2 separate regions of the Homo sapiens genome follow, and region 1 is linked to region 2. Evidence: chromatin loops called from intact Hi-C (ENCODE). Cell type or tissue: Calu3. All regions are shown on one strand. Links, peaks and the distances in the headings refer to the core of each region. The heading gives the core; the rest is flanking DNA.

Region 1 (16,350 bases), core at 4,762-12,761, 160 kb after region 2:
TGATTTGACAGATGCTCCCCTCCGCCTTCCCGCACCTCCTCTCTTTCTCTTCCCTTTCTCCTTCCTTCCTCCATCACCACATTTCTATCTGGTCTTACCTAACCAGGGTTGAGAACATTCAAGGGAAGAGATACATATCGAAGTCCTACTGTGTGCCGAGCCCTGGCATGGTACGCTCTGCTTACATCCTCTCCTCTGTTTGGAGAGAGACATGTAAACGCGGTGAGCCAAGTCCAGGCTTGGAGAAGGCTGTGGGCACCAACTGTGGCCAGATGTGTGGGAGGGAGCTCAGGATGTTCGTCACCACATGGAAAGAGCCCGTCAGCTCAGAACACAGGAGAGGCTGCCCTTTCCCGAATCCCTGGACAGGCCTCTGGGCACTGCTAACTCCAGTCCCACCATGCACAAACCAACATCCCTCCCCATGCCCACTTTCTCCAGTTTGCTCTCTCCCTCTGGTCTAATTGGTTTCTTCTCACACAGTTCCATAGTGCTTATGGCATCAAAGGGAAGATACGTCTCCAGAGGCCCATGGACCAGAGTGCTGGAAAAGCTTGGGGCAGACAGGGGTCTCAAGTTGAAAGGTAAGGGTTTGAACTGGGGTTTAAACTGACCCCAAAACCAGAGAAGGCAAATGCCTGGCATGGAGGGTGCTGTCATCTTTTGCTGAGTTGAGAACATGCTTTGTACTAAACGTGGGTACAACCTAAGAATCCCCCACACAACTAGTGGTCTACTGGAATGGATGGGCAAGATGCCACCTGTTTACCACCCCTGCACTGCAGCAAATTTATTATAACTTGCCACCAGCCACTGAAAGAAAATTGCTATATTTGTTGACTCATTTGCTTGGAAAGTGGCCCTTTATTCAACAAAAGTATCATAAGAAAAGTGGCTTAGTCTCACCCTCCTACCCAATTCCTGCTATTCAGACTGGCCAGGGGTCCTGCATCTTCTTCAACATTCTAGCTGATGCCTAGCGTTTGTACAGTCCTTTGCAGCTTGCAAAACTCTTATTTGTTCCAGAAAACTAAAGCCCAGAGAACCTACATGGCTTGTCCAAGGCCAGGCAGCTTCGGTGGTGAAGCCTAGCACAGGCTTGCTGGCTGTGCTGGAAGAAGCCATCCAGGAGGGACATGTCAGCATGACACCCATTATCATCACAAAAACTAGGTGCAGGGAGAGTCCTCAGAGAGGCTGTATGGGCGGCAGAGAAGCTCCACGGGCAATAATGATAATGATCATTGTGGTTGCTATTCAATGTTCAGCCTTGCACTTTGCACAACATGTTATAATTATCTCACTTACTCATTAATAACCTGTGCAGCAGGTACTATTATTTCCATTTAAGATGAGGACACCAAGAATTTAACAGCCAAGCCACTTGCTTAAGGTTAGGACTTGGATCCTAATCTTCCTAACTCAAAGCTGGGCTTCTTAGTTATACACCATCCTCACTATGGAAAACATCAAAATCAGAAACCCATCATATGGGGCAATGAGAAAAATCAGAAGCAATGCAAACCCTTCAAACCAGCCAAAGGAGGACATAAGGAAAAGAGAAGTATCCTTTCCAGCCCAGTCCTGAAATCATTTTGGAGCCTCTGTCTTTTAAATTAAGATCCCGGTTGCCAAAAGCTGATGTATGTAAGGTGACCTAAGTTGAATGGCACTTTCCCGGTGGTGATAAATGCATGTTGCCTGCCAAGATGGGCTGAGTATAGACGTGGATTCCCATGCCCCTCGGATGCTCAAGCTGTGAACTGCAAGATGGAGAGTGCTGTGTGGGTTTCAGGGGTTTAGAGTTCTAATCTGGGGTGCACCATTTACTCCACACTCTTGGTCAAATTTCTTCACCTCTCAGAACTCTTTCTAGAGCCACAGAGTGATAGAGTGGGGAAGGAGATCTTGTAGATCAATGCCATCATTTGATGGATGGGAACACTGGGCTTCAGAGAGGGGCAGGGACTTGCTGGTTGTCCTAGGGGCAGCTCAAAGGTAGGCAGGTTCCTAGGAGGTCTCCTCCCTTACAGTTTGCCCCATTTCCTGCTGTGCATGGCTCCCCTGTCTACAACAAAGCCATCACCCTGCCTAGGTGGCAGTGAGGCTCAGGTGAGACCCTGCCTGCCCCATACAAACACATGTCAGGCACCATCAGTAGCTGAGCACAGAGCTCTTCCCAAGGGGCCACAGTGCAGTGTGGCTAGGCGGTACCTGGTGGGCGTGGGGGGCTGGCGATGGGGAGCCATGGAACGGGGTGGGGCAGCCGTCCTCTCATAGGGCTTTTGCTCAGGAGACTCATCATTGCTTTTCAGAGCAAATGGCATTCGTTGGCTTCAAAGGCAGCTTCCGGCCCATCTGGGTGACACTGGACACTGAGGATCACAAAGCCAAAATCTTCCAAGTTGTGCCCATCCCTGTGGTGAAGAAGAAGAAGTTGTGAGGACAGCTGCCGCCCGGTGCCACCTCGTGGTAGACTATGACGGTGACTCTTGGCAGCAGACCAGTGGGGGATGGCTGGGTCCCCCAGCCCCTGCCAGCAGCTGCCTGGGAAGGCCGTGTTTCAGCCCTGATGGGCCAAGGGAAGGCTATCAGAGACCCTGGTGCTGCCACCTGCCCCTACTCAAGTGTCTACCTGGAGCCCCTGGGGCGGTGCTGGCCAATGCTGGAAACATTCACTTTCCTGCAGCCTCTTGGGTGCTTCTCTCCTATCTGTGCCTCTTCAGTGGGGGTTTGGGGACCATATCAGGAGACCTGGGTTGTGCTGACAGCAAAGATCCACTTTGGCAGGAGCCCTGACCCAGCTAGGAGGTAGTCTGGAGGGCTGGTCATTCACAGATCCCCATGGTCTTCAGCAGACAAGTGAGGGTGGTAAATGTAGGAGAAAGAGCCTTGGCCTTAAGGAAATCTTTACTCCTGTAAGCAAGAGCCAACCTCACAGGATTAGGAGCTGGGGTAGAACTGGCTATCCTTGGGGAAGAGGCAAGCCCTGCCTCTGGCCGTGTCCACCTTTCAGGAGACTTTGAGTGGCAGGTTTGGACTTGGACTAGATGACTCTCAAAGGCCCTTTTAGTTCTGAGATTCCAGAAATCTGCTGCATTTCACATGGTACCTGGAACCCAACAGTTCATGGATATCCACTGATATCCATGATGCTGGGTGCCCCAGCGCACACGGGATGGAGAGGTGAGAACTAATGCCTAGCTTGAGGGGTCTGCAGTCCAGTAGGGCAGGCAGTCAGGTCCATGTGCACTGCAATGCCAGGTGGAGAAATCACAGAGAGGTAAAATGGAGGCCAGTGCCATTTCAGAGGGGAGGCTCAGGAAGGCTTCTTGCTTACAGGAATGAAGGCTGGGGGCATTTTGCTGGGGGGAGATGAGGCAGCCTCTGGAATGGCTCAGGGATTCAGCCCTCCCTGCCGCTGCCTGCTGAAGCTGGTGACTACGGGGTCGCCCTTTGCTCACGTCTCTCTGGCCCACTCATGATGGAGAAGTGTGGTCAGAGGGGAGCAATGGGCTTTGCTGCTTATGAGCACAGAGGAATTCAGTCCCCAGGCAGCCCTGCCTCTGACTCCAAGAGGGTGAAGTCCACAGAAGTGAGCTCCTGCCTTAGGGCCTCATTTGCTCTTCATCCAGGGAACTGAGCACAGGGGGCCTCCAGGAGACCCTAGATGTGCTCGTACTCCCTCGGCCTGGGATTTCAGAGCTGGAAATATAGAAAATATCTAGCCCAAAGCCTTCATTTTAACAGATGGGGAAAGTGAGCCCCCAAGATGGGAAAGAACCACACAGCTAAGGGAGGGCCTGGGGAGCCCCACCCTAGCCCTTGCTGCCACACCACATTGCCTCAACAACCGGCCCCAGAGTGCCCAGGCACTCCTGAGGTAGCTTCTGGAAATGGGGACAAGTCCCCTCGAAGGAAAGGAAATGACTAGAGTAGAATGACAGCTAGCAGATCTCTTCCCTCCTGCTCCCAGCGCACACAAACCCGCCCTCCCCTTGGTGTTGGCGGTCCCTGTGGCCTTCACTTTGTTCACTACCTGTCAGCCCAGCCTGGGTGCACAGTAGCTGCAACTCCCCATTGGTGCTACCTGGCTCTCCTGTCTCTGCAGCTCTACAGGTGAGGCCCAGCAGAGGGAGTAGGGCTCGCCATGTTTCTGGTGAGCCAATTTGGCTGATCTTGGGTGTCTGAACAGCTATTGGGTCCACCCCAGTCCCTTTCAGCTGCTGCTTAATGCCCTGCTCTCTCCCTGGCCCACCTTATAGAGAGCCCAAAGAGCTCCTGTAAGAGGGAGAACTCTATCTGTGGTTTATAATCTTGCACGAGGCACCAGAGTCTCCCTGGGTCTTGTGATGAACTACATTTATCCCCTTTCCTGCCCCAACCACAAACTCTTTCCTTCAAAGAGGGCCTGCCTGGCTCCCTCCACCCAACTGCACCCATGAGACTCGGTCCAAGAGTCCATTCCCCAGGTGGGAGCCAACTGTCAGGGAGGTCTTTCCCACCAAACATCTTTCAGCTGCTGGGAGGTGACCATAGGGCTCTGCTTTTAAAGATATGGCTGCTTCAAAGGCCAGAGTCACAGGAAGGACTTCTTCCAGGGAGATTAGTGGTGATGGAGAGGAGAGTTAAAATGACCTCATGTCCTTCTTGTCCACGGTTTTGTTGAGTTTTCACTCTTCTAATGCAAGGGTCTCACACTGTGAACCACTTAGGATGTGATCACTTTCAGGTGGCCAGGAATGTTGAATGTCTTTGGCTCAGTTCATTTAAAAAAGATATCTATTTGAAAGTTCTCAGAGTTGTACATATGTTTCACAGTACAGGATCTGTACATAAAAGTTTCTTTCCTAAACCATTCACCAAGAGCCAATATCTAGGCATTTTCTTGGTAGCACAAATTTTCTTATTGCTTAGAAAATTGTCCTCCTTGTTATTTCTGTTTGTAAGACTTAAGTGAGTTAGGTCTTTAAGGAAAGCAACGCTCCTCTGAAATGCTTGTCTTTTTTCTGTTGCCGAAATAGCTGGTCCTTTTTCGGGAGTTAGATGTATAGAGTGTTTGTATGTAAACATTTCTTGTAGGCATCACCATGAACAAAGATATATTTTCTATTTATTTATTATATGTGCACTTCAAGAAGTCACTGTCAGAGAAATAAAGAATTGTCTTAAATGTCATGATTGGAGATGTCCTTTGCATTGCTTGGAAGGGGTGTACCTAGAGCCAAGGAAATTGGCTCTGGTTTGGAAAAATTTTGCTGTTATTATAGTAAACATACAAAGGATGTCATCATCTTGTCTGTTTGTTTCATTTTCTATTAAAATGGGCTTCATTTTATCTAGGGATAATAACTTATCTAAGGATAACCTAAGATAAACAGTTATCTAAGGATAATAAGGCTGATGAAATCACCCCATGTGTCTGCCTTACTTCCATGGCCTTATTCCCAAGAGCTAGTCATATGTCAAGATCCTACCTTGCCTTGCCCCAAGGCGGGGTGTCCATAAGAGCAGGTGGAGATGGTTCAAAGAAAGAGAAGATATCATTCATATGGCTGGCCATGTCCAGAACTTGCTGCGTCCTCCACATTTCTAAGCTGTCAGGAGGCTGTCACTTCAACTCCCCTCCCCGATGGGGAAGCCAGGCAGAAGCAGGACTCTCTTTTCCTCCCAGGCCCTGTTTGGCTGGAGGCCAAACACGTTTGACAAGAGCATGGGGGCTGAGGTGGGAAAAACAGGTCCAAATCAAACTGGCAGACGAGAGGCAGGCACAGGTAGAGGGCACCTCAGGCAGCACTGGAAGGGGCTCAGGGGTCTGGAAGGGAGAGAGTGAGAGGCAGAGGTTAGAGCAGGTGAACTGGGAGTGGTCCAGAACTGCCAGTCCAGGAGGGCAGCCACTAGCTTCATGGGGCTACCTACATTTAAATTAATTTAAATTAAATGCAATTAAAAATGCAGTTCCTCAATCACATTGGCCACAATTTTCAAGTGCTCAATGGCTATGTGTGTCTAGTGGCTACCATATAGGATAGAGTCGATATAAAACATTTCCATCACCACAGAGAGTTCTTCTCTTGATTTCCAAAGAGCTCCTGGGTCTTATGCATTGGGTTTAAAAACAAAACAACTATGTCTCGTGTGTGTGTGTGTGTGTGTGTATGTCTCTCTGTCTGTCTGTCTGTGTGCATCTGTGTATAGTCAATTCACTTAAAGGGGCTGGTACCAGATTGGTCGTTTTAAGCTGCCAATACACAAATATATCTGGCAGACTAGCTTTGGGCATAAAGTCAGCTGTGCAGTAGAGAGTACACGGCCTCTACCTTCAGGAAACTTTGCCAGGAGAAAGAGATCACACTTGCACACTCAGTCAACAAATATTTTTGCACCCCTGCTCTGTGCCAGGCACGGTGCACACAGAGGAACACAGAATGACCCCATGGAGAACATGAAATTACCTGCCCAATGAGTGGTGTGGCAGGCTTCTGAGGGCAGGGAGTGATCATCGCCTGGATTGGTCAGGGAAGGTCAGTGAGTGGAAGTAGGACAGGTGTTGGCCTGAGAGTCAGAGATGGATAAGAGAAGGGCCTTTTGTAAGAGGCAGAGTCTGACAGAGGGGCAGCTATCAGAGTGTGGGCTTGAGAACACCTGGGCATAAATCAAGGCTCAGTCATGAGAGGCAAAGTGGAAGGTGGGTTGGGCCAAACACAGGGTCAGCTTTAGGGCCCACTGGCTGTGATGAAAGAGGGTGGGGGGTTACTAGTGACTTCTCAGCCAGAAGTGTCACTGTGTGAAAGAGAGCACAGCCCACTGATTCAGTAGGTGCATAGAAGAGGCATCCAGGGAGGACTTGGAAAGCAGACGCCAACGAGGAACCGTCGAGCAATGGGACACTGCACCCAGCTAGACGCACAGCAAAAGAAGCCACAGAGAGGTTGGGGTGGAGGGACAGGCAGGCACTTCAGGGTCCTTCATTTGTCCCTGCAATAGTCACCAGATCCCACAAGTAGTCACTGCAATGCATTAGGTGACCAGTGGGCACCTTCCGTTCCTGTCCGCAGGGAGACAGACAGGATGATCTGCTCTCCCTCACCAGCCTGGGAGGGGACAGGTCAGAAAAGTGTGGCAGAGTTAAGTTTTGCAGAATGCATAGGAATGAACTAAGTGAAGAAGGGCAAAGAACATTCCTGGTGAGGGAATGGTGCTGGGAAGGCCTGGAGGCGATGTGTAGGAGTTGCTGGAGGAAAGGGGGTGGGGTTCCTCCCCACAGACAGGAGGGGTGAAGGCATGGGCGTTCACTCATGGAGGCTGGGGTGGCCTTAGAGGTCAGTGCAGTGACAGCTAACAACATCTGCCTAAAGAAAACGCAACGGCACAAAGCTGGAAGCAGGCGTTTGGGAGAATTTTGTTCCCATACCCACAGGCACACAGGGTATGCTGAGTTGGGCACACAGGCAGTCCCTGAGGTGGCATATGCCTGCATCTCCAATCTGGTCACCCATTCCTTCCTCATCCCCAATCCCCAGATGAGCCCTAATCCTCATCCCCTCCCACTGGCTCAAGGATCTTAGAGTCCTCATAACATGGTAGATGACCTGACCCACCCTGCCCTCTCTCCTCTCGGCTTGGCCCACGCCTACTCATGTTCCAGGGCGTAGCTCCACACAAAGCCTTCTCTGACCCATGCCTGGCAGCTTTCTCCTTCCTCTCCTGGGCCCAGGGCCCAGTGCCTTGATATTGCGCCCCCTGTCCCAGGCTAACATTCACCCCTTCCTCCAGACTGTAGCCTCCTGCAGAGCATAGGCCATAGGTTTTCCCATATCTGGCAGAGTTCTGTTGGGTAATGTGTGCTTGCTGTGTTGAACAAAGGCATAAAAGCCGACCCTAGCGCAACCCTCCTGCCTCCAGTACTGAAGCCAAAATCCTGAGCCCTTTGACCCCATCCTAGCTGTTTTAGCCTGGGGGCTAGGTAGGCGGCAGAGGTTTTCTCAATGGCAGGGAAAGGAGTAGGATGTGGGTGGTGGGAAGGGCTTAATCCTGGGAGGATCAAGTCCACAGGCACCTGGCAGTGCCCTCATGTCCTCAGGGCTGGGTTGGGGTGAGAAGGAGAGCAGACAGAGGTAATGGTGAGGGTTGGGGGAGGGGATGGAGGAAGGGAAGAGTTCATTGTCCCAGGAACTGCCCTCCCTCACAGAAAACAATCAGGAGCATCAAACAGAATCAACAACATGCATGACTCAGCTTTGAAAGCTATAAAGCAAGCTCGTCTAACCCACCGCCAGTGGGCTACATGCAGCCCTGGATGGCTTTGAATGCAGCCCAACGCTAATTTGTAAACTTTCTTAAAATATTATGAGTTTTTTTGCATTTTTTTAAAGCTCATCAGCTATCGTTAAGTGTTAGTGTATTTTACGTATGGCCCAAGACAATTCTCCTTCCAATGTGGCCCAGGAAAGCCAAAAGATTGGATGCCTGTGCTCTAAAGCCTGCTACTCAGTGTGGTCCATGGGCCAATGGCATCAGCATCATCAGCATCAGCTGGGGGAGGTGGTTCACACCTGTAGCCCCAGCACTTTGGGAGGCTGAGGCAGGTGAATCGCTTGAGCCCAGGAATTCAAAACCAGCCTGGGCAACACAGCGAGACCTTGTCTCTACTAGAAAAAAAAAAAAAAGTTCAGCACCACCCAGGAGTATAACCAGGAGCTGGTTAGAAATGCCCAATCTCGGCCGGGCGCGGTGGCTCAAGCCTGTAATCCCAGCACTTTGGGAGGCCGAGGCGGGCGGATCACGAGGTCAGGAGATCGAGACCATCCTAGCTAACACGGTGAAACCCTGTCTCTACTAAAAATACAAAAAAAAAAAAATAGCCGGGCGCAGTGGCAGGTGCCTGTAGTCCCAGTATTCGGGAGGCTGAGGCAGGAGAATGGCGTGAACCCAGGAGGCGGAGCTTGCAGTGAGCCGAGATTGCGCCACTGCACTCCAGCCTGGGCGACGGAGAGACTCCGTCTCAAAAAAAAAAAAAAAAAAGAAATGCCCAATCTCAGGCTCTCCCAGATCAGCTGAATCAGAATCTGCATTTTAAGAAGGGACCCAGGGTAGTTGTTTGCACAGTAAAGTTTGAGAAGTGTGTGTTTGTGCGTGTGTGTGTGTGTGTGTGTGTGAGAGAGACAGAGTCTCTTTAGCCCAGGCTGGAGTGAAGTGATGCAATCTCGGCTCCCTGCAACCTCCGCCCCCCAGGTTCAAGCGATTCTCCTGCCTCAGCCTCCTGAGTAGCTGGGATTACAGGCCTGAGCCACCACGCCTGGCTAATTTTTTGCATTTTTAGTAGAGACGGGTTTTCGCCATGTTGGCCAGGCTAGTCTTAAACTCCTTGCCTCAGGTGATCCACCCACCTCGGCCTCCCAAAGTGCTAGGATTACAGGTGTGAGCCACTGCGCCCGGCTGAGAAGTGTGGTTTTAGGAGTCTCTAAGAGACCAGGCACAGTGGCTCACACTGTCATGAGTCATGCATGACTCAGACTGGCAACATGGCAAAACCTCATCTCTACAAAAAATACAAAAATTACCCAGGCGTGATGGCTCATGCCTGTGGTCCCAACTACTCAGCAGGCTGAGGTGGGAGGATCACTTGAGCCTGGAAGGTAGAGTCTGTGGTGAGCCGAGATCGCGCCACTACACTCCAGCCTGGGTGACAGAGTGAGATCCTGTCTAAAAAAATAATAATAAAATAAAATAAAAAAGACCCTAAGAGCCTAGGCAGCCAGTTTAGAATGGATTTTATATAAGGCTGCCCAGCTATGATGACATGAAGTGTGTTGGACGGAGAGCTCTGGGCTAAGAATCGGAAGGCGTCCAACTGCTCCCCTCGACTGCAAGATTCCTTCTTTCTTCCCCGGTCTCCACACACTAATTATTGAAGACAAGGAACATGTCTACAGAAAAGTTGGGCTTAGGTGTTATTCATGGTGAGAGCAAAAGAAAACAGTTCTCGGACACACAAAGGCTTAGAAAGAGTAGCACGAGGGTGCTCTTCCAGAAAACATTGAGGTGTTCTCTAATCAGATAGAGAAACAAAATCAAGAATTTACAATTGGGGTAAGGGGAACAGGAAAAAAAAGCCAGCAGCCAACCCTAAAACCACAAAGATATTGCAATAAGTTTTATAAATATAAACACAGAATTCGGTGCAAAGCCAAAAGCAATTCTGAGATAGCCAATTGTTAATATTTACAAAGGAAAGTTGGGTTTTACAAACCTGGGATATATGGTAATAACAAGCAAAACAGATACAAGGACGGAGCATGCAGAGGGGGTGGCTGTGTTAAGCTCTTCATCTTCTCTCTTTTTTTTTGTTTGAGACAGAGGGTTTTGTTTTGTTACCCAGGCTGGAGTGCAGAAGCATGATCCTAGCTCACTGTGGCCTCGACCTCCCAGGCTCAAGGGATCCTCCTACCTCACCCCCTGAGTAGCTGGGACTACAGGCTCACGCTACCATGCCCAGCTATTTATTTATTTATTTATTTTTTTGTAGAGATGGGGTCTCACTGTGTAGCCCAGGCTGCTCTCAAATTCCTGAGCTCAAGCAATTCTCCCACCTCAGCCTCCCAAAGTGCTGGGATTATAGATATGAACCACCATGCTCAGCTTCTTCATCTTCTCTTGTGGGAGGAAATTGTCTCATGTTGTTTTAGACATTAACAGAGTTATAATTATAGGTTTAAGAAGGAAAACAAAAACTAATGATGATAATGAATAGCATTTAAAAATGAGACATCTCCCTACCACTGCAGAAGAAAAAAAAACAAAATACAGTCTCCATAAAGAGAGGACAGAAAGATGACATGAAAATGACCACACAACACCTGGGTAAAGAGGAGTCCAGCCACAACAGCAGTAACAGTATGTAACCAACCTAGGTTTCCCAGCTAAAAATGAAAGACCTTCAGGTTCTGCCAAGAAAATAAAATTAAATTATTTGTTGCCTACAGGCTTACCACTGTAAACACTGGCTGCTTGAGCGTGGTCAGTTTTTAGAGACCACCTTTCCTCTCTTCATATTTAGCTGAACTTGCTTAGGCTCCCATGATTGGAAGAAACTTGGCAATCCCCATCCACTGCAAAACACACACACACACACACACACACGAAATTGGCTCATGCAATTACAGAGACCAACAAGTCCTAAGACTGGCAGTCTACAAGCCTGAGACCCAGGAGAGCTGTGGTGTAGCTCCAGTCTGAAGACTGGCAGGCTCTGAAACCCAGAAGGAGCCAATGTTTCAGCTCAGCCCAAAAAGCAGTGTCTCAGCTCAAAGGCTGTCAGGCAGAAGGAACTCTCTCTTACTCAGCCTTTTTGTTCTATTCAGGCCTTCCACTGGTTGGATGAAGCGCCACCCACCCCCCCACCCCCATATTAGGGAGGGCCATCTGCTTTCCCCAGTCTACCAATTCCAATGTCAATCTCATTTAGAAACATTCTCACTGAAACTCCCAGTATCATATTTGACTAAATCTCTGGGTAGCCCCTGGCCCAGTCAAGTGGATACATAAAATTCACCATCCCAGATTGCCTCTTTTCTTCTTGATTTCCTCAAATTACACAAACACAAGGAAGTTATTTATAGCGGAATTTTGCTGAAGATTTAGGAATATGGCATAGCAACAGCTTCAAATAGAATATTAGTCATCATTTCCCAGAAGTTCCTCTACCCTCCCATTCGCCTACACACACCTTAAGTAAATTCCTGGGTCAGGCTGCTACTAGAACATCAGAATTCTCCTTGCCTTATCAGGTATAGAATTGTTGCTCTCTCATCAATAAAAAGATTGGTCCCAGGCATTTATTTTATTTCAATTAATTAATTAATTTAGAGATGGGGTCTCACTCTGTCACCCAGGCTGAAGAGCAGTGGTGCGATCTTGGCTCACTGCAACCTTCACCTCCCAGGTTCAAGCAATTCTCCCACCTCAGCCTCCTGAGTAGCTGAGACCACAGGCATGCGCCACCACACTCAACTAATTTTTTCTATTTTTTGGTAGAGATGGGGTTTTGCCACGTTGCCCAGGCTGGTCTCGAACTCCCGAGCTCAGGTGATCTGCCTGCCTTGGCCTTCCAAAGTGCTGGGATTACAGGCATGAGCCACCGTGCCTGGCCTTAGGCATTTTTTTTTCATATCCAAACACTCATCAAGGTGCTCTGCTGAGCAAAGAACTATCTCTCAGGGGTCACCACCCTTTAGCAGTATAAACAATCTGCAGAGGCCTTGCAATTGCAGCCTGTCTTCAATGTGATCAGGTTGGGAGCAGGATTGTCTTTTCAAGGTCCTTGATGTGTCAGTTTATGGAATGGCAATTGTTGAGGCAATAGATGACAGTTACCCCCATATTCTGAGGAAAAGCCCCTAGAGTAGCCGTGAAGGACTTGGTAAGAAGTGGTGACCCACCTCCAGGCTAAGGAAGAGAAGGCTGGAGAGTCATTGAAGGGGAGATGCCCTGAAGGAAATTTACAAGAGTCAATGTGCTATTGGGTTTCCCCTCTCTCAAAGGGTGCATCCCCTAAGCCCGGTGAGAGGCTCCAAGAGAACCCCTCTTGGGGAGATTGCGGAGATTTACCAAAGGAAGAGATTGACATTTTACTTCTCAGCTGGACACTTGCTGAGTGCCTAAAACTCACAGGTCATCCAGCTGCTGTTGGAGTTGGGGGAGACAGTTTTCCGGAGAGCCTGCCTTGCATGCCTGCCATGTGAGAGGGTAGAGGTTGAAGGTGCCTCTCGCCCAGAGATGACCGAAGGTAGATGGAGGCTGGAGCTGCCGCAGTGCCTGGAAGGATGAAGGGCAGCCTCTGGGTCAGTGCATTCACTCCTTTTGGCTGGGAGGATGTGTGAGGCTTCCCACGAGTCAAGTGTACATTGTGGAAATTAGTGCGGCCCTGGTGTGAGCTAGTTTGAAAGGGCCCTGTTCCAAGTGGCTGCCTGCTTAGCTGAAGGGGTTCCTGATAGAAAGAGGATATAGGGCAACTCCAAGGGGTTTCACCAGTATTCAGCTAGAAAATGTCTTGCTCAGATCAAAGTTGGTAAGGGGGATCTTGGGCATATTCTCCAAACATGCCAAACAGCCAATAAATGGACACCTGCCATAACGGAGAACACTTACGAACCCTCTTTCTACCATAACATAAATTATTAAAGATTTTTAACCCCTCTTCTTCCAATCCCCCCACCTTTGTGCCCCTGCAGGAGCCAGCAGGAATAGGAAGAGATGGAAGAAGTGGAGAGAAAAAGCAAAGTGGAAGAGAGAAGAATAGCTCATGTCCCCATTATCTCCTGGAAGTGCTCAAAAAGAAGTGGGTAAGAGCAGTGGTGTGCAGGTAAACTCAACTGGAAGCAGGGGGAGTGGGGCGGTGGGTGGGAGAAGCCCTGTTCGTAGTATTTGTTGATGCCCATAGTGTAAATTCTCCCATCATGGCTGATTTTCAGCTGCAATGGTTTCGCAACCAGCTTGTAAAATTCCTGTCTATTTAACAATTGGTTTTCACCAGCTGGTCCCAGCCAGCTCATCACTGACAGAAGGCTGAGTGAACAAAGGGGGTTTAAGACAGCACTGAGTCCAGGCGTGGTGGCTCACACCTGTAATCCCAGCACTTTGGGAGGCCAAGGTGGGCAGATCACTTGAGCCCAGGAGTTCAAGGCCAGCCAGGGCAACATGGAAAAAACCCCATCTCTACAAAAAACACAAAAATTAGTTGGGTGTGGTGGCACCCACCTGTAGTGCCAGCTACTCAGGAGGCTGAGGTGGGAGGATCACCTGAGCTTAGGGAAGTCAAGGCTGCAGTGAGCTGTGATTACACCACTGTAATCCATCCTGGGTGACAGACAACATCCTGTGTTTAAAAAAAAAAAAAAAAAGCACGGAGAAAAAAAAAAACTCTTTCCCAGTTTGTACCTTTCAAGATCAGCACATTCAACCAACCAATTACACAAAGTGGAAAGAAGGAGTACAAGGACTTACACTCCCTTGGAAAGAAAGAATTAAGCTGTTAAAATGAAATTCTACTTATTTGCATCTTTTAAATAATTATTTCTCCTTCAAATTCTAGAGGGAAAACACTTGATATATGGTTGAATAATGACACAATGTTGGGGATGAGGAACGCTTTCTTAAACAAAATATCAAAGGAAAAATCATCAAAATTGGTTGATATGCCTACATAAAATTATTGAAACTCTAAACAATATTGACAGGAAACGAGTTTAAAATACATATCCCAGAAAAGAAATTATTATCTTTGGGTGTCTAGTCATCTTCTGTTTGCCTCCAGATCAATTCTACACCCTTCTCTGCCCTGTTTAAGGCCCCAAGAGGCCGAGACATGTCCAGCAGCTGTTCCCTGGCCCTCTGGCTCCCTGTTGGGTTTGGCCAATTGGAGGCACCGTCAACAGATGGAAGGGAGGAAGGAAAGTCCTGGGTTAGGGAATTCATGCCACTGTCTCCCTTTTTACTGTGTCTCTGTGAGTTGACTGTATCCCTCTAAGGAAGATGAGAGCTTTGGTCAGGAGCCCTTTCGTGGTCCCAGTAATTGCCCTCTCTCTCAGTATCGCCAGGCTTAGGGGTGGTAACTGGCCCCCACTTTTGCAAGCCCAGGGCTATTGCACTACTCCTTGTTGGGATCCCTAAACTTTATGCACACAATTTGCAAACAATCCTGCCATTAAATGCTCCTTAACATGCCATCTGCTTTTTGCTGAGACTCTGCTGATATTTTATATGAGAGGCTCTTACAAAGCAGTAAGGAACAAAAAGAAAAAAAAAAAGGAAAAGAAAAGAAAGAAAAACAGCAAAAGGGGGCCAGATTACATAAGAAAAAATATAAATGGCAAAATGGCAAAAGATATATTCAAAAACTAAACCTTGTTGGTAATTATAAAATGCAAATTGAAACAACAGTGAGATGCTATTATCCACCTAGTAAACTAGAAAATATTAAAAAGAACTATAAAAGACAGAAGAAATGAATGCTCCTAGACAATGAGGATAAAAGAATAATTTGGTGCAAATTTTCTGTAAAGCAATTTAGTACTAAGTAAAAATGACTGCAAAATGTATTCAGACTTTGGCTCCAAAATTCTGTCAAAGAATTTATCCTAAAGAAAGAGCTACAGAAATGCACAAGAATTTGTGACAAGGATATTCACTGCAGCATTTTATATGATGATGAAAACTGTAAAACAACCTAAGTAGTCAACAGTCAGATATTGGCTAAATATACCATCACAAAGAAGATGAAAGAAAAAACATTATAGACAAGCAAATGCTGAGAGATTTTGTCACCACCAGGCCTGCCTTACAAGAGCTCCTGAAGGAAGCATTAAACATGGAAAGGAACAACCTGTACCAGCCACTGCAAAAACATGCCAAATTGTAAAGACCATTGACACTATGAAGAAACTGCATCAATTAACGGGCGAAATAACCAGCTAGCATCATCATAACAGGATCAAATTCACACATAACAATATTAACCTTAAATGTAAATGGGCTAAATGCCCCAATTAAAAGATACAGACTGGCAAATTGGACAAAGAGTCAAGACCCATCAGTGTGCTGTATTCAGGAGACCCATCTCACGTGCAGAGATGCACATAAGCTCAAAATAAAGGGATGGAAGAAGATCTACCAAGCAAATGGAAAGCGAAAAACAGCAGGGGTTGCAAACCTGGTCTCTGATAAGACAGACTTTAAACCAACAAAGATCAAAAGAGACAAAGAAGGCCATTATATAATGGTAAAGGAATCAATTCAACAAGAAGAGATAACTATCCTAAATATATATGCACCCAACACAGGAGCACCCAGATTTATAAAGCAAGTTCTCAGACACCTACAAAGAGACTTAGACTCCCACACAGTAATAATGGGAGACTTTAACACGCCACTGTCAATATTAGACAGATCGAGACAGAAAATTAACAAGGATATCCAGGACTTGAACTCAGCTCTGGACCAAGCAGACCTAATAGACATCTACAGAACTCTCCACCCCAAATCAACAGAATATACACTTTTCTCAGCACCGCATCACACTTATTCTAAAATTGACCACCTAATTGGAAGTAAAACACTCCTCAGCAAATGTAAAAGAACAGAAACCACAACAAACTGTCTCAGACCACAGTGCAATCAAATTAGAACTCAGGATTAAGAAACTCACTCAAAACCGCACAACTACATGGAAACTGAACAACGTGCTCCTGAATGACTACTGGGTAAATAATGAAATGAAGGCAGAAATAAAGATGTTCTTTGAAACCAATGAGAACAAAGACACAATGTACCAGAATCTGAGGGACACATTTA
Region 2 (16,350 bases), core at 5,549-13,548:
TCAGCCTCTCTCTCTCCTACTTCCTAGATTTTTCCTCAAAGCTGGACTTAGGTTGGATCCTTGGTTGCGCTGATCTCTTAGCACTGGTAGCCACAGATGCCGGTTTCTAAAATCCCATGGAACTGTCTTAGGGGGCTGGCCAGTGGTGAACCTGAGCCATCCACTTGTACACAGTGGCTGCTGCCTGGGCTCTCACCATGTGTGGGCCCTTCTCTCCAGCTTCCAGAGGAGGCAGTGGTATCTGCAGCGAGGAGACAAAAACACTGATGCTCAGAGTTACAGAGATGGTATAGGCTGATGCCCTTGGGTGTCTGTCTGGCTCTTAGTCCAAAGCATTACTTGTTTGCCTTCTCTATAGGACTCTTGTCATGCCGTGAGGGACTTATTCCCAGCTTGGTCTCCTCAAGCCCCCTAAAGGCTCGCCTCAGGAGTCCTACTGAATCCTGGGTCTCCAGTGCCTCCCAGGCCCCTGTCGGTGTGCAAAGTCATGCTCCTTCTTGTAAAGAACAGTAGGAATGAGCCCCAAAAGGAGTGCATAGAGGAGCTAGTTTGGGTGAACCATTAAAATAAATTTTTTTTAAGGCCGGGTGAGGTGGCTCACACCTGTAATCCCAGCACTTTGAGAGGCTGAGGCAGCCAGATCACTTGAGGTCAGGAGTTTGAAATGAGCCTGGCCAACATGGTGAAATGCTGTCTCTACTAAAAATACAAAAATTAGCCAGGCATGGTGACACATGCCTGTAATCCCAGCTACTCCGGAGGCTGAGGAAGGAGAATTGCTTGAACCCGAGAGGTGGAAGTTGCAGTGAGCTGAGATTGCGCCACTGCACTCCAGCCTGGGCAGCAAGAGTGAAACTCCATCTCAAAAAAAAAAAAAAAGAAAAAAGAAAAAAGAAAAAGAAAAAGAAAAACATTTCTTTTAGAAGAAACCGGTGGTTTATGACAAGCCTATTTCAAAGCTGATTGTGTTACAGGCACTGAGTAATTCACTCTAATGCTAGTTTTCCAAAGGTTTGGGTTCAGGAAAACCTCAAACATAGTGGCTAAGTACTTTTCCTTTCCTTTCCTTTTAAAACCCTGTTTATTTTCAGAGGCGTTTAATCCATATGTTTTAGATCCATTTGCATGTTACTCAGCAAAAGGTTGTTTTGCACTAACGTTGCTGAGCCATGAGTGAGCCTGCTCATCTCTCTTCCGCTCCAACTGGTGCTTGCAGCTGAGCCCCATGCTCACGGCCAGACGACTCTAAAGCTTTATATTAGACACAAGGAAACATAAGCACTAGAGGCAAAAAAAAAAATCAATAATATTGACCCTATCTTTATTTAGAATTTTGATATTTCATTCATCATGAAATTTTTGGTGCTAATTTTGGTTTTTAAAGTGTTGCATTGCACTATTCTTTATATTGATTATTGAGTTTTTTGGTGGCCTCTTCAGTTTTGCACCCAAGGCGAGTGCCTTTCTTATCTCACTCTCATCCTGTCCCTGGTAAACACCCACTTCCAGGGCCCATTCTGTTTGGAAGGTTAGCATCCCAGTTGGTGTGGGTTCTGCTGTGGTCTCCCAGGCAGAGATCAGTACCAGAGACAAGGCAGACAAGCCCTTTGGTGATGCTAAAGGCTCCTCTGAGCCCTGTTGATTTGAATTTGGGGTGTGGGGCTTCCAGAGAAAGTGGAGAAGACAGGAACGTGTGTCCTCTTCAGACTTGGGATCTGACGTTGCTCTCTTCCCTTCTCCCTTACTTCCCTTCCTTTTCGGAGAGGGCAGGAATTGTGGTGCTCCGTAGTAGAATGTTTTGCAAATTCTGCTGGGCTGATGTGTCACTAGTCTGTGACTGCTTAAGAAGCCACAGAGTTCATCAGATTTCTCAATTCAGTTCCTGGTAGTGAGAGAGAAAGCAGTTGGAGGATTTTGGCTTTGGGACTTCCATATGCAGAGATTTCTTCTTGCTTAAATGATTTTTTTTTTAAATAAAAAGGCGTGGTCATCTCAGTGGTGTCTGTTTAGTTGGTAGCTTTGAAGAGGCTTGGAGATTCCTCTGACCACATAATTGTGGGTTATGTGTATGCCTGAACTTTCCAGGTGACTGAGAAACAGCTGAAATCTGTTCTACATTTTAAAATCACAGTGTAATGTTACAAATGGTGACACATTAACATATCCTGGAGTTTTCTGAGAATGACCATGTAGTGAAGTTCATTTTTACTTTAAACATCTCCATATAAAATTTATTTAAATAAAAAGCTATTTTTGACATACAAAAAGATGATACTTCCGTTGAATCTTGTGTAATAAGCATGAACTTGAGCTTCTGCTCTGTTGAGGTTGTTTGAGGACATCACCCCTCTGAGCTCAGGGGGAACGAGGGGCAGAGAGGCAGAGTCACTATTTGAATAGAGCCCTGCTCATGAAGGGCCCTTAGTGGCCATTGTGGGATACGTGGTGCAGAAGTCTGTGGTTTCCCTCAGTGGAGATGGCTTCTCATCTCAGCCACGTCCCAATACAATAAAGAGTCCTTTCTTCATTCAGAGACAGGACCCCTACTTGGCTCAAAGGCAGAGACTTTTCATGTTCTGTTTTACTCCCAAGGGCTAGCACATAGTAGGTGCTCAAATATTTTTTAAATATTCAAATGAATGAGTCCTGCGTCTGAACACCAGCCCCCCAAGCATGTACATTTCTCACTACATTTGATGTTCACTCTTGTGTATTCTGCTCTGGTATTTGAATGAGACTAAAGCCTGACTAAAGTCAATTTCTCAGAGGTCTGTACTCCTGTGGCTTTATGGTTATTTCCATCAGCATCATTAATATTCAGTGCTTATTGGGCAACTAAAACATTCAGACTCACGCAGACAGCATTGCATGCATCATCTTATTTAAACTTCCTGACAACTGTGAACAAGACATTGTCCTGTTTTGCAGATGGAGAAGGTCAGTGAAGCCGCATCACTTATGCAGCTCCAGGTGGGGGTCACTCGGCTCAAGGTGGTGGAGTTGGAACTCAGACCTATGTCACCGTGAGTCCAAAAGCTCTTCATAATAACTAATGTTGCTCAAATCTTGACTTTTGAAAAAACATGTTGAGGGGAATATTAGAATTCACAGTAGATCAGACTCATAGAACAGTATTCATAGAGTTGAATTCGTTGAGAGTAATTGTAACCCGAATGCACTCATCATTGACCCGCCCATTCTTTCTAGATACTTGGGTTTCAGAGATGACTCCGTTGCATTTCCCTGCAATGGAAAAGCTCACAGTTTAGTTGAGGAGACAGACATACATTCAACTACCTACAATCCATGCTGTAACAGAGGCATAAACAAAGCAATATGGAAGCACTACAAAGTGATGGTAAACTACTTTGCTGGGGAAAGAGACAAGGTAACATGGAGGAAGTGATATTTGATTGGGCCTTAAAGAAAAGTACAATTTCTCCCAGGCCAGAGAATGGAGGGTTAAGAAGGAAGGAATATCTTGAACTGAATGCAGAGGATTAAAAAAAAAAAAAGATATTTAGAGAAGAACTAGAAGTTTCCTGTGGCTGGAAATGAGATCATAAAGGTGGGGCAGGGCTGTAGATCCTTAAAAGCTGAGTCAGGGAGTTCAGCTTTTCACCTGAGTGAAGTGTGTGATCAATTGGTGGGTGTTAGGTCCTTGTACCTGGTGGCAGGTATCTAAGGTTGGGCTTGTCTTCCTCCCTCCCAAGGGTGGTGTTCTTGGTAAGAAATGCATTCCAGAATCCCACTTCTCACTCTAGATTATCGGATAATGTCACTGCTAGGGCTCAGTAAATACCCTTCAGCAAGAAGGATAACTGCGCTGTCCGAAGTGAATTGTTGGTACCAGGGTAATAGGGCCCAGAAGGTGATAGAGAGAAGATTAAATCAGGGACATTTCAGGGGTCTTGTGGTTCGAGTCGCTGCCAACATGAGGTTTCTTCCCGCTGCAAGTAGAGGCTCCAAGCCCTTGAGGAAAATTTTCCGAGGCTCCTAATCCCAGGCCCTTGTCTCACAATATCCCTTTGGACCGATGCATCCCTGTTTGCTGTATGCAGTCTCAGGGCTGGGGTGAGGAGGGTTTATCCTGTGGCCTCTGTGCTGGCTTTTTGTGAGCTGTGCAGATATTATGATTTTTTCATAATTCTTCATGAATTCTTGGACACATTTCTAACTGCCTTGTTGACTGACCTGCAGCAGAGGCGGCAGAGGGAAAGTGGGATAAAGGGACAGCATTTCAAGTGAGACTCCCCTTTGGGGAGGAGGGAGTAGTCACCACGAAGGATGCAGATTCAGCTCAAATTTCCTCAAAGCTTAACTGGATGAGATGGATACTCTGAATGCGGTCTGGTCTGCCGATGCCCCCTGGGTGACCTTCCGTAGTCCTCATCTCTTCTCTGCACTGTAGTTGTCATCAGACATTTGGGTGATTTTAGCAAAATAAACCCACCCACAAATATTCTTTTAGTGCCATCCCTGTATGTGGTCTTAAAGCAAATCTGAGTATGCCCACCAAGTAGCCAGAGGAGAGAAAGTCACAAAGGCTGGGTTCTTCCATTCAACAGAAACACATTAAATTCAGATCACCAATATCTCCAAGATGGTTCTAATCAGACAAAAAGAGAGAAATAATGAAGTATTCCAGGAAGGGCCCAGTTAGGTTTTGTTGACTGCAAAATAAACTGTTCTCCATATTCTTTCTCCACCAGTTTGCATGCTGTCTACTTTATATCTTCCTTGGGTTGTAGAATATTAGAGCTGGTGTAATAAACTGGGAAAGGGCATAAGCTTTGGAGCCCAGCAGTCCCAGTTATAAATCTACCTCCTGCACTGGTTAGCTGCTTGACTTTGGACAGGTTACTTCACCTTTCTGTGCCTCAGTTGCTTATCCATCCCCTAAAATAGGATGATTATATATTATTCTGTGTACTATGTGAACTAATACACGGCAACTTCTTAGAGTTATGATCTTGTACATACTAGGTATACAAAATAGCATGTCTCTTCCAATTGTCAATGTAGCTGATTGAATTAGCAGACACTGTATGTAGAGATGGCCATGCTGTGACTTTGGGGGAATTTACAAACTTTAAACCTTTGGCAAGCTATGGGCAGTAGCTGGTCCTAGAACAAGAATCTGAATGGCCAAGGCATGTGCTCTAGTGTTCCCTTGCAGAGATAGAGATTGTGTCTCCTCGGTGTGGTGTCTGTCAAGCTCAACACTCCATGAGATCAGGAACTAGTCCATCTCAGTCACCATTGTATCTCCAGAACTGAGACATTCAGGCATGAATGTTGTCCTGAGAGGAGAGCTACTTACTAGCATTTCCTGAGACCTACTACTTACAGTCACTTTATAAGTGCTTTACATATATTGGTAGGACACAGAATAGAGAAAGGTAGTCCAGGTCTTCTGACTTCTGATGAAAATACAGTTTAAGAAGTGTAAAAAGCAGACTTGCTAGTATCTCTGTGCCCTGGCTCAGAATATCACATTAAGAGGGTAAGCGTTGGAGCTGCAGGTTTTGAGATTGACATGGGTGGCAGCAGGTTGGTGCAATAGTGAAATTTGAAGGGCACAAACTCCTTGCCTAGCTTGGCTGTGTAACCTGTCCAATTATTTGCTTTCATTCAGGACGTCTTTCCCCCTTCTGCTCTCTGAAACTGGAAGATGTTGAGAGGCACATAATTAATTTGGGTGTGTTAGACCAACGCCCTCAAAGTTCCTTATTTACTTGTCATTATGCATAACTACACACATTATCAACACGAGGTTAAGTCTTCTGTGGTGGGTGTTTTTCTCTTACCCAAAGTGAAGGGGAGTGGTTACCATTGAATGGTGGAACTCTGGTTATCACAGCTGGGTTTCCCACAGGTAGGGTTACCCACAAGATCAGAATAATTTATCACTAATTACGGTTTTGGAAATGAAGCTTAGATGAGCCCTTCCTAAAGTGCATTTCTTGGGAGCATCGCTTCCTTGAGCTGTTACTAGATATTCTGAGGTCAAACAAGTTTGAGACAAACTGGGATAAACAAAGTTGACCTGTTTTCATTTTCCAAGATCTTCTCAATGGCTTTGTAAACCAGCATGCACCATGTCTCTCAGGGAGAGGTGCATAGTGTATAGTATCTCCCAGACGTGTTGGTCTAGGGAATTCCCTTTCTATTTTCACAGAGGACTTTCTGAGACTTGGGTGCTGTGGGACCTATGTTGGGGAAACACTGAGCTAAATATTCATTAGTGGGATAGGATGAAAAACAAACACCACATGAAACTGGGCATCCCCGCCAGAAATTCTTAATAGGTGCTCATTACAGTTTTATTAACACTAGGGTCATCTTTGAACTTAAGTAGAATGCTTTTGTCAAGTTGTTTTTGTTATTTATGATTTTATTTTTAGGTCAAAGTGTTGCCAAGTGGGTTCCTGGTTTTGGGGATTTGAAAAGTGGGACAACTTGAGGTCAAAGACCCTCCAGCAGTTTATCTTTGCCTTTCTGTTGTCTGTGATTTTTATCTGGTTTAACCACAGGTGACCTAGTAGTCCCATCTGGCCCCTAGAGAGGGTTGTAGCTTGTTCCAAATGGTCCCAAATCAGAAATTTCTCCCTCACACAAAATAACAGTGAGCTTACAAACTTGTAGTATCCATATTCATATGACTATTTTTTTAACCAGAAGTTTTTCCTTTGCTTGTCTGACTCATTCACTCATTTATTCCCTCATTTAGCAGTTTACTGAAGTCAGCTTATAATATTGCAGAGGCTGCTAGGCTCTGGGGATGCAGCAGTGACCAAAATGAGCTGAGACCTGCCTGCATGGAGATTACAGTCTAGAGCAGTGCTGTCCAGGAGACATACAATGGGTGCCACATTTGGAATTCTGAGTTTTCTAGTAGCCCCACTAAGACAAAGTTTAAAAAGAAACAGGTAAAATTAATTTTAATAATATACTTTATTTTCACCTCATACATCCAAACTATTGTCACTTCAACAGGTAGTCACTATAAAAAGTAATGAGATTGTTTACATTTTTTTATACTAAATCTTCAAAATTGGTATGTATTTTCTGCTTACAGCATATCTCAATTCGGACCTGCCATGTTTCCCGTGCTTAATAGCCACAGGCGGCTAGTGGAACAGTGTAGGTCTAGGGAGAGAGACAAATATAAAAAAATAGATATGAAAAAATCACGGGCGTATGTGATTCCAAACTGTGGCCAGTGATATGAAGAAAAGTTGAAAGGTTTGAGGAGAAAAAATAGGGGATCTGCTACAAGTGGCTGGTGGAAGTAGAAGTGGGAGCAGGGAGAGAAAGCCTCTTTTGGGAAGCAACATAGGCAGAGCCTAGGAGGATAGTGAGTAGAAGCTAGAAAGACCAAGAGTGGGGGCAAGGATGTCCTAGGTAATGAGGATGCAAAGAGGCCTCAAGACAGAGAGTGAGAGAAGCCCAGATTGGCTGGGGCAGGGAAAGTGAGGTGAGGAGCAAGGCAGGACTGAAGGGGAGGCAGGGGTGAGGGGGCAGGAAGGGGATCATGCAGCATCTTTTAAACCATGCTCAGGACTGTGAACATCATCCTGAAAGCAATGGGAAGACATGAAATTTCAAGCAGGGGAGTTACATTGTCTGATTTTTCTGTTTTTTTTAAAGGGATCCCTCTGGCTGCTCTCTGTCTGGGTAGGTGGGGGTGATAGGCAATAGTTAGCAAAAATAAATGCAGGAAGATGGCAGGGGATGCTATGGTGCTGGGCTAGGGACCTGGTGATGGTGGGTTGGAGTGGAGGCAGTGGGGAAGGAGAAGTGTGGGTGGATCCAGCTGGTGTTTAGGAGATGCAATGGACAGACAGGATGGTGGATTGGACATAGGGTAAGGGAGAGGGAGGTGTCCAGGAGAACTCCCAGGTGGTGGGATGAGCATCTAGGTGGATGTTAGGAAGACTAGAGTGGGTTTGGGCTGGAGATTATACTCCAGGACACACTGGGCACGGCCAAGCAAGAAACCTTGCATCTTTTCAACAGGAGTTATTCATTGCTCTTGAAAAGCCAGGTGCAGTGGCTCAGACCTATAATCCCAGTGCTTTGGGAGGCCAAGGTGGGAGGATTTCTTGAGCCCAGGAGTTCAAGGCCAGCCTGGGCAACACAGCAAGACCCCCATCTATAAGAAAAAGGAATTGCCAGGTGCTGTGGCTCACATGTATAGTCCTGGCTACTTGGGAGGCTAAGGCAGGAGGATCATTTGAGCCCAGGAGTTTGAGGCTGCATGGAGCCATGATTGTACCACTACACTCCAGCCTGGGTGACAGAGGATAAGAGAATTTTAAATGATATGGAGTTTTTTGTTATTATCTCTGAGGAAATGATACAAAATTACCTCTGATTCATGTTGCAATTTATTATTGCAGTAACACACAGCTTGTACCAGAAAATATTTTCATAAAGAGGTGGCTTTTCCCATAACTTTAAACTTTAAAAATAGCATTTAATAAGAGCTTACCAGGATTTTATTTTGATTTCTTTTTTGTTTATTTATTTAGCTGTTTTTGAGATGCGGGGGCGTCTCACTACGTTGCCTAGGCTGGTTTCAAATTCCTGGGCCCAAGCGATCCTCCTGTGTCGGCCTCCCGAGCAGTTGGGACTACATGTACATGCCACCGTGCCCAGCCTTAGCAAGTATTTTAAAGAGGGCTTTGAAGTAGCTTCTCTTTGTGGATTACACTCAGAACTATAGAGTGCTTAGCAAATGGATGGGGCTGCAGTGAAATCCACTGTCACTAATGTGTGCTCTCAGTGGGTCCATTTTTCATCCTGGAGAGCTCTGATGGAGAACTTGAAACCCAAGATGTATTCGAAAGGAGACTGCCAGGAAATGAATGAGCAGACTCAGGGTATTCTGGATGAAATGCTCTTATTACAAGACTGTTGGTGCATGTTCCATGTCCCACTTATGTGTGTGATAAGCCACCAATACATTTATCAGTCTGACCTGTTTACCGAAAAAGATATCAAGGCTTGAGAGCTCTGAGTCACTGCCAGGTAGATCAATAAAACCATGAGATATTGCAGTTGCTTAGACCATTTATTCAGCAAACGTTTATTAATCAACCACTCTACACCAGACATGGAGAATGCAAAACCCAGTAACTTACGCTCCTACCTTTCAATCTGGGAGCGTGGGGTGGGTGACTGGGGTCAGGAGAACACATGAGATTAATGCATTTTATGTCCATATAAGGCAAAGAGTGGGCAGAAAAGTGGGACCTCATTATTCTTGGGGGAATTAATCTTTGACTTGAACCTTACAAAGTATAGTAAGAATTTGTCTGTTGATTAGAGAGGGCATTTTAGGCAAAGGGCAATCAGATAACCTGGTACATTAAAGGAGCTATGAGTGGCTCAGGGTGGCTGGGGTGTAAGGATGAAGCTGGATGTGGAGAGAGATGAGGCTCTGGCATGAAAGATGTCCAGAGAAGTCTTATTAGGTAAGGTTGGAAAGGTTCGTGTGACACTTCATGGCACCAGTTTGACGAACCTGGCCAGAACTGCCTACGGGAATTGTGCACAGCAACCTGTGATTGTCAGAAATTGAGAAGTGGAGGTGATTGCAGATCATTATAGATGATTATAAATAGAGTACAATGTGTATTTGAATATAATCTGGGATCATGATATCTTTGGTGTAGACACAACCTCCATCGCTATTCGATGCCACAGGGAGCACCTACAGTGTCCCGGTGCTTTGCCAGGCATGAGCAGTGCTGGCGTGTGGAGGGTAGGGAGAGTGCAGGGAGGACAGAGGCGTGCAGGGTCCAGCTGCTCCTGGGGTGCTCATGGTCTAAGGGGATAGAGAGATGTGTACACAAGAAAAGCAGCAGTCACACTGTTCACCAACATCCAGTCCCTCTTTTTTTCTGGGCACAAGGGAGGCTAATGCATTCCACACTTTCGATGTTAGTTGTGGTCAAGTGTCTTGTCTTAGTCAATGAAATATGAACAAAAGTTGTGTGTGTCATTTCTAGAAGAAACGTACAAAAACTAACACACGGTTCTTTAGCTCCTCTCCTCTGCTGCAGTGACTGGCAATGGCCTGGATGGAGGGGCCAGCTTGGGTACTTAGGTGCCCATAACAGCCCAGGGTCCTCCACACACCCACGGTGGACCTGGGAACTAGATGAGAAAGAAGTCCTGCAGCTTCGGGTTCTTTATTACCACAGCAGAGTATAACCCATCCTCACTAGGAAGCAATGCCAGGCCGCCTCCACTGTGTTTTAGGCCACTGTGTAGAAAGGAAATGCTCCTTCATTAATTAATTCATTACACAAACATTTGGGTCTGTGCTCTAAGCACTGTGTGAAACCAGCCTGGTTCTAAGACTTTTGGAGGAATGAGCAATAACTAGGAGTTGGAGTGGTCAAGGGAGGTATTTTATTACTTTTTAAAAAAGAATGTACATGGTGCATGTGTATATACATATTACACATTTTTCCATTATATAAGCCATATAACCGTGTATTTCCTTATCACTTGGAAAGTACAGAAATGAAAAAGAAAAACCCATAATCCTACTACTGAAGATAGACACTATAGGAATTTTGATGAATATTTTTCTAGTGTTATTACTGTATATTTTTTACATAACGTTGATAGAATTTTACCTTATACGTAACACATCTTAAAGTTTATTCATAAGCATTTTCAGTTTTCAAAGTCGTCTTTTTAATTGCTATAAAATAACATCAAATTTTTCTAAATTTTTACTATTAACATTTAAAATGACCGTTTTATATGTTTTTTCCCAAGTTTTGCTGATTTCCATAGAATGATTTCTAGAAGTATAAGTAAACAAGAAAATGGCCTCCAAAGATTTATTCAAATTAACAGTCTCACTAATTGTGTACAACAGTGTTATTTACACTGATATTTGATATTACTATAACTTAAAAAATCATTTTAACAGGTGAAAATTCATAGCTAATAGGTTTGTATTTCTTTGATAACTGGAGAGGTTGAAAGCCATCCTATGTATTTGTTTACTAGTTATTTTTAGTTTTTGGAATTATGTATTCATATCATATACCTATTGATGGGGTATTCATATTTTTCTTATCAGTAGGTCTGATCTCATTACATATTTGAAGTTTTCTCTCCCATTCTTCCCTTTCAGTTATTTTGAAAAATATGTAAAATATTTTCATGCAGTTCAATGTGTTGATCATTTACATATTGATTTATTTTTTAATGTACAATTCTAGAGTCTTCTAGAGGTTCCGTGGATTGATTTTTAAGTTCTTTGACCTGTCTCAAATTTACTTCAGTTCATAGTGCAAGAAGAAACTCTAACACACTTTTCCCTTCAATTTACTAACTTGCTATCCCAGGACAGCTTCATGGAACAGTCTTTCCTTTATCCGTTGATTTGTCCTGCCAGTAAAAGCTTATTTGATCCAGTTACCAGTGTGGAAGATGACAGGAATGAGATAAAGCTAGCACAGTGGGAATTCAGCCAGACATTTGATCTGACCATCTGGGCAAACTTCACAGATTCCATCTTAGCAGACCAGGCCTGGGTATGTCTCAGGTTTTGCAGAGATGTGGTCAGCTTAGGGATGTTCTGCACTAAGGATTTAGCCAAGTGAGGATTAGCCCAGAGTGGCACAATGGGCTGCCAGCCGCCTTGTGAGCACGAGATCTAGGCAGTCCCTGCGCAGCACTGGTTAGGAGAGGAAATAGATGGCTCTTCCCTAGGGCCTCGTCTGTGTTTCTCTCAATGAGTTGAGGCCTGAAAGAGGCCACACTGGGACTCCCACTTGTGGCCCAGGCTAGGGAAGGCCTGGTCTGGAGAGAAGTCACAATTTTGAGAGTCATATATAGTTTCTTCTGCAAAATGAGAGCTTATGAAAGGTTTATTCACAAATAGTGTATGGAATAGAACTACCCTGCACAATCCTGTTACTGAGCATCTGCCCAAAGGAAAAGAAATCAATATATTAGTATCAAAGACATACTTGCACTTATATTTTTATTACAGTATTATTGACAATAGCAAAGATATGGAATCAATCTAAGTGTCCATCAATGGATGAATGGATAAAGAAAATGTATATATATGCAATGGAATATTATTCAGCCACAAAAAATAATGAAATCCTGTCTTTTGCAGCAACATGGTAGTATAACCAGAGGTCTTCATCTTAAGTGAAATAAGCCCTGACTTGATCACAAATTTTGTAAAGAAATTTATTATTTTTTATTTTTTAGAGAGACAAGGTCTCTCTCTGCCACCCAGGCTGGAGTGCAGTAGCATGATCATAGCTCACTGTAGCCTCGAACTCCTGGGCTCAAGCAATCCTTCTGCCTCTCAGCCTCCTGAGTAGCTGGGACTACAGGCACATAACACCATGCCAGCTAATTTTATGTGTGTGTGTGTGTGTGTGTGTGTGTGTGTGTGTGTGTGTAGACGGGATCTCATCATCTTGCCCAGGTTAGTCTTGAACTCCTGGACTCAAGTGATCCTCCCATCTCAACCTCCAAAAGTGCTGGGTTACAGGCATGAGTCACTGCACCTGGCTGGAAATTTGTTAATAGCCTATGTTGAAGGGGTAGCTGAAATCACCTCACCATCCTCTGGGTTTCCAGAGCACCTCCATTCTTATAGCCCATGTGAGTCGTATGGTGGGGTGTGGTTCTATGTCCTTTCTCGCCCTCTGTCTGGGACTGCCGAGAGAGCAGGTCTCATGTCATTTATTTGTAGAGTCTCAGGGCCTATTGCAGGATCTGACAGAGTCAATGACTGCTACCTTTGCGGAATGAATGAATAAAATCATTAATGGCTGAATGTGGCTGGCTTTTCCACGTCTTCCCACAGCTGGGGTACTTAATATTGGCTGAGGCAACTACTTTTAAACTGTTGGTATTTCTCTTTAATAAAATCTTGGGAAAACCTTGATTTTCATGTCATTTTACTTTGGGACTTTTTCCAAAATCCAGGCTTTATTTTTCATCAAACACATGTCATGATCATGCTCTTAGGGAGTCTTTACAAACCATCATCATGCTCTTGAGGGAATCTTTTGAAAACCTTACTTTAGATCAGAGTTAGAGAAGAAATTCACATTCTAATAGATTTGCAGGGTAATTGATATTCTCGCCATCTCTGTTCATATTTGAAATATTTCAGTACTCGATGTAGGGGCAAAAACATTGAGTTTACACCTTCTAATAACTTTCCAAAAACCTGTTATAAAGTAAAACTGTTGATTCAGAGGTTTGGGGATCTCTGGGGATACAGCTCAGCCTTGGGGCCCAGGGCCTACCGTAGCTGGGCTACACCTTCCTCTCCAGCTTCTTGTCCAGCTGCTTCTCCCTTCTGTTTTAGACTCTAGCAACATCCTAGGATTGTTATGGTCCTGTTGATGCAATGCTGCTTCTTGCCATCTTGCTGCTGTAAATGCTGCTTTCTCTGCTCAATCATCTAGCAAACTACCATTCATTCTTCCTGACCCTGCTGAGGCATCCCCTTCTCTGTGAAGAGTTCCCTCTCTCCTTCTCCAATGTATCAGTAAGCTATTGCTGTGTAATAAACCACCCCCAAGGCAGTGGCTTGAAACAACTGTGTATTATTGTCCTGTGGGTCAACCAGCTGGTTCTGCTGATCCGGACAGGCTTGGCTAATCTCAACTCTGTTTTGTATCTATCGGCAGAACAACTGGAGGCTGGCTGGTCTAGGATGGCCTCATTTATGTGTTTGGCATTGGCTAGCTCTCAATTCAGTGGATGAGGGTGACTGGACCATGCGTCTCTCATCACCCAGTAGACTAGCCTGGGTTTGTTCTCGAGGTGACTGATGCTGTTCTGTGAGAGAGAAGGAAAGCATGCATGGCCTCTGGAGGCCTGGATCTCAAAACCCAATGGCACACCAGCACTTCTGCTGCTTTCTTTTGGCTGAAGCCAGGTCAGTTCATGTTCAAGGGGAGGAGATTTAGACTCTACCTTTTAATGGGAGAAGCTGCATAGTTACATTGCAAAAGACAAGGATCTGAGGGGAGGAGAGAAGGATGAGTGGAATGGTTGATTGATTTTTGTGATCAATCCACCACACCCACCTTTGATAGAGGTACTTACTCTGTAGTACAATTGGCCTTCCATACTGTGGGTTCCATACCTATAGATTCAACCAATTGCAAACTGAAAATATTTGAAATATGTTTGCATCTGCACTGAACATGTACAGACTATTTTTCTTGTCCTTACAGGATAATAATACGGGATAACAACTATTGACAAAGCATTTACATTGTATTAGGTATTATAAGTAATCTAGAGATGATTTAAAGTATACAGGAGGATGTATGTATGTTATATGCAAATACTACACTCTTTTATATTAGGGACTTGAGCATCTGGAGAGTGTGGTATCTGAGGGAGTTCCTGGAACTAATGTGCAGATGCCAAGGGACAACTGTACTATTGTACTTGGAAGTACTCATGGGGTCATATTGCATTGTTTCTTTGAGTCCTAATTCTGCCAACATGGCCTGGTGCTTGCATTAATCAGCTTTCTAATCTCTGAGTAACAAGGCACAGTAACAAGGAGCAGTAACAAGGCACAGGGCTGGCACCTGAGAGTGGAGGTACCCAGGAGGCAGACACCATAAGGCGGGAAAGGGACATATGTACAGAATCATGGCTGCATGTCCTGAAGCCTGGCTTAAGCCATCAACGGCTGCTGGGCAGGGGCCAAAGCCCTGTTATCCCTTTCGCCCTTCCTGATGGCTCTGCCTCTGCCTTCAGCTGGGCGTGGGCAGGCCCCACCCACCGAGGCTCCAGCCCTTACCCACAGTGTCAGCAATGCAGCCTCCAGAGGATGTGCTCAGGCCCTGCCCACACACCCGGATGTTGACAGGGGCATGACTCCAGCGCCAGCTCTAATGGATGGTCTCATCGCTTTTAAAATAATGACCATGGGGCGTGGGCTGGCGAGAGCAGTGACATCACTTTCCTGCAATTCTGGGTCAGTTCCTGCTGCTTTTCTCTGTATGTTTGAATGACTGAAATAAATCTATTGGTTGGATATATTTCCTGGAAGACTTCTGACATGTTCACATGCCTATCTTGGAATGTGGTCAGGAGAGCAATGGCTTTGGACTTAGAGGTCCTGGGTTCAAGATTCTGCTACTAGCTTGCTGTATGAACTTGGACTAGCAACTTAACTTCTCCAGGCCTGTGTTTTCTCATTTGTACAATGATGGGAGGAATACCCTTGGTTTTGTAAAGGAATGGTGAGGACGAACTGGGATCTCTTGTCAGAGACACTGTCTTAGTCAGTTTGGGCTGCTATAACAAAGTTCCACAGATTAGGTGGCTTGTTAACAGCAGAAATATATTTCTCACAGTTCTGGAGGCTAGAAGTCCAAGCTCAGGATGCCAGCATGGTTGGGCTCTGGAGGGCTCCTAAACACCATTATTCTTCATTCACGCTTCTCAGAGCCCTAAGGAAGAGAGTGATTCCTCAGCTCAATTGTGAACTGCTCCTGCCACTCTGTACTTCCTCGTGTAAAGAAACCAGACTTTACATCATGGGTGACCACTCCCGCAGAGTTGTACAGAACCTCCCTTGGGGCCACAGGATGGCTGGATTCTGTCCCCTCATATACAAGGAGGTTATTGGGACAGCATTTCTCCCTAGAACAAGAGTGTATATTTCAGAAAGCTATGGATGACTTCCCATGGTCATCAGATCACTAGGCAGGAATGCTATTCTCCTGATAGATGTGTGGAAAGTATTCAATTCAATTTTGACCCAAAGTTCTAGGCACTGGATTAAGAAATGCCAAACCCAAAACGTTTAACTTTAGAATTAAAAAAAAAATGAAAAAGAATCTTAGAAGCAGCAAAATATTATAATGGAAAGTTCCCTGGACGGGAAGACAAGGTGGTGAAGATGACAATGATGATGCTGATGGCCAGACACCGTGATGAGTATTTGCATTCATTATCTCCTTTAGACTTCCCAACAGCTCCATGCAGTTGGTTCTAGACCATCCAGATTATCTAGCTGAGAAAAAAAGGGTCTGAGAGAGGTTAAGCAACGGTTCTACAGACACATAGCTAATCTGTGGCGTGGAAGAGATCTGCTGTCTGAGCTCAAGTCTGTCTTGGGCTCCAGACCCACAGGTCTCTACTTTGCCTCTGACTCATTTTCTGTTGTGGGTAAATGGCTGTCTTTGGACTGCAATGATCCCATCTGGAATATAAATCAGATGGACCCTGTATTATTCTGTTCTCATGCTGCTAATAAAGACAAACTCGAGACTGGATAATTTCTAAAGAAAAGAGATTTAATGGACTCAC

Evidence for each region. A loop is a pair of places that touch in the nucleus more often than their neighbours do. Peaks named below come from ENCODE experiments on the same cell type or tissue, not always from the same donor. Only the 100,000 strongest peaks of a DNase experiment are listed, where the experiment ranks them.
Region 1: it touches region 2 in a loop (4-fold over the local background); 18 of 110 quality-filtered maps call a loop at or near these places.

Annotation. Positions count from the first base shown.
Region 1 is chr15:80,946,482-80,962,831 of GRCh38, forward strand. It overlaps CEMIP (cell migration inducing hyaluronidase 1), which reads left to right. Exons shown (of 30, transcript NM_001293298.2): 29 at 484-584; 30 at 2,316-5,290. The coding sequence ends at 2,443. It also overlaps a transcript of MESD not described here. Among named protein-coding and RNA genes, the nearest start is that of MESD, 35 kb to the right of the region's middle. RefSeq lists enhancers at 6,175-7,147, 7,148-8,119, 8,120-9,092. In Calu3, for the core only: no CTCF peak of the experiment used is centred there; a DNase peak (open chromatin) is centred at 9,490.
Region 2 is chr15:80,787,608-80,803,957 of GRCh38, forward strand. The region is part of intron 1 of CEMIP (cell migration inducing hyaluronidase 1); the gene reads left to right. Among named protein-coding and RNA genes, the nearest start is that of CEMIP, 16 kb to the left of the region's middle. In Calu3, for the core only: no CTCF peak of the experiment used is centred there; no DNase peak of the experiment used is centred there.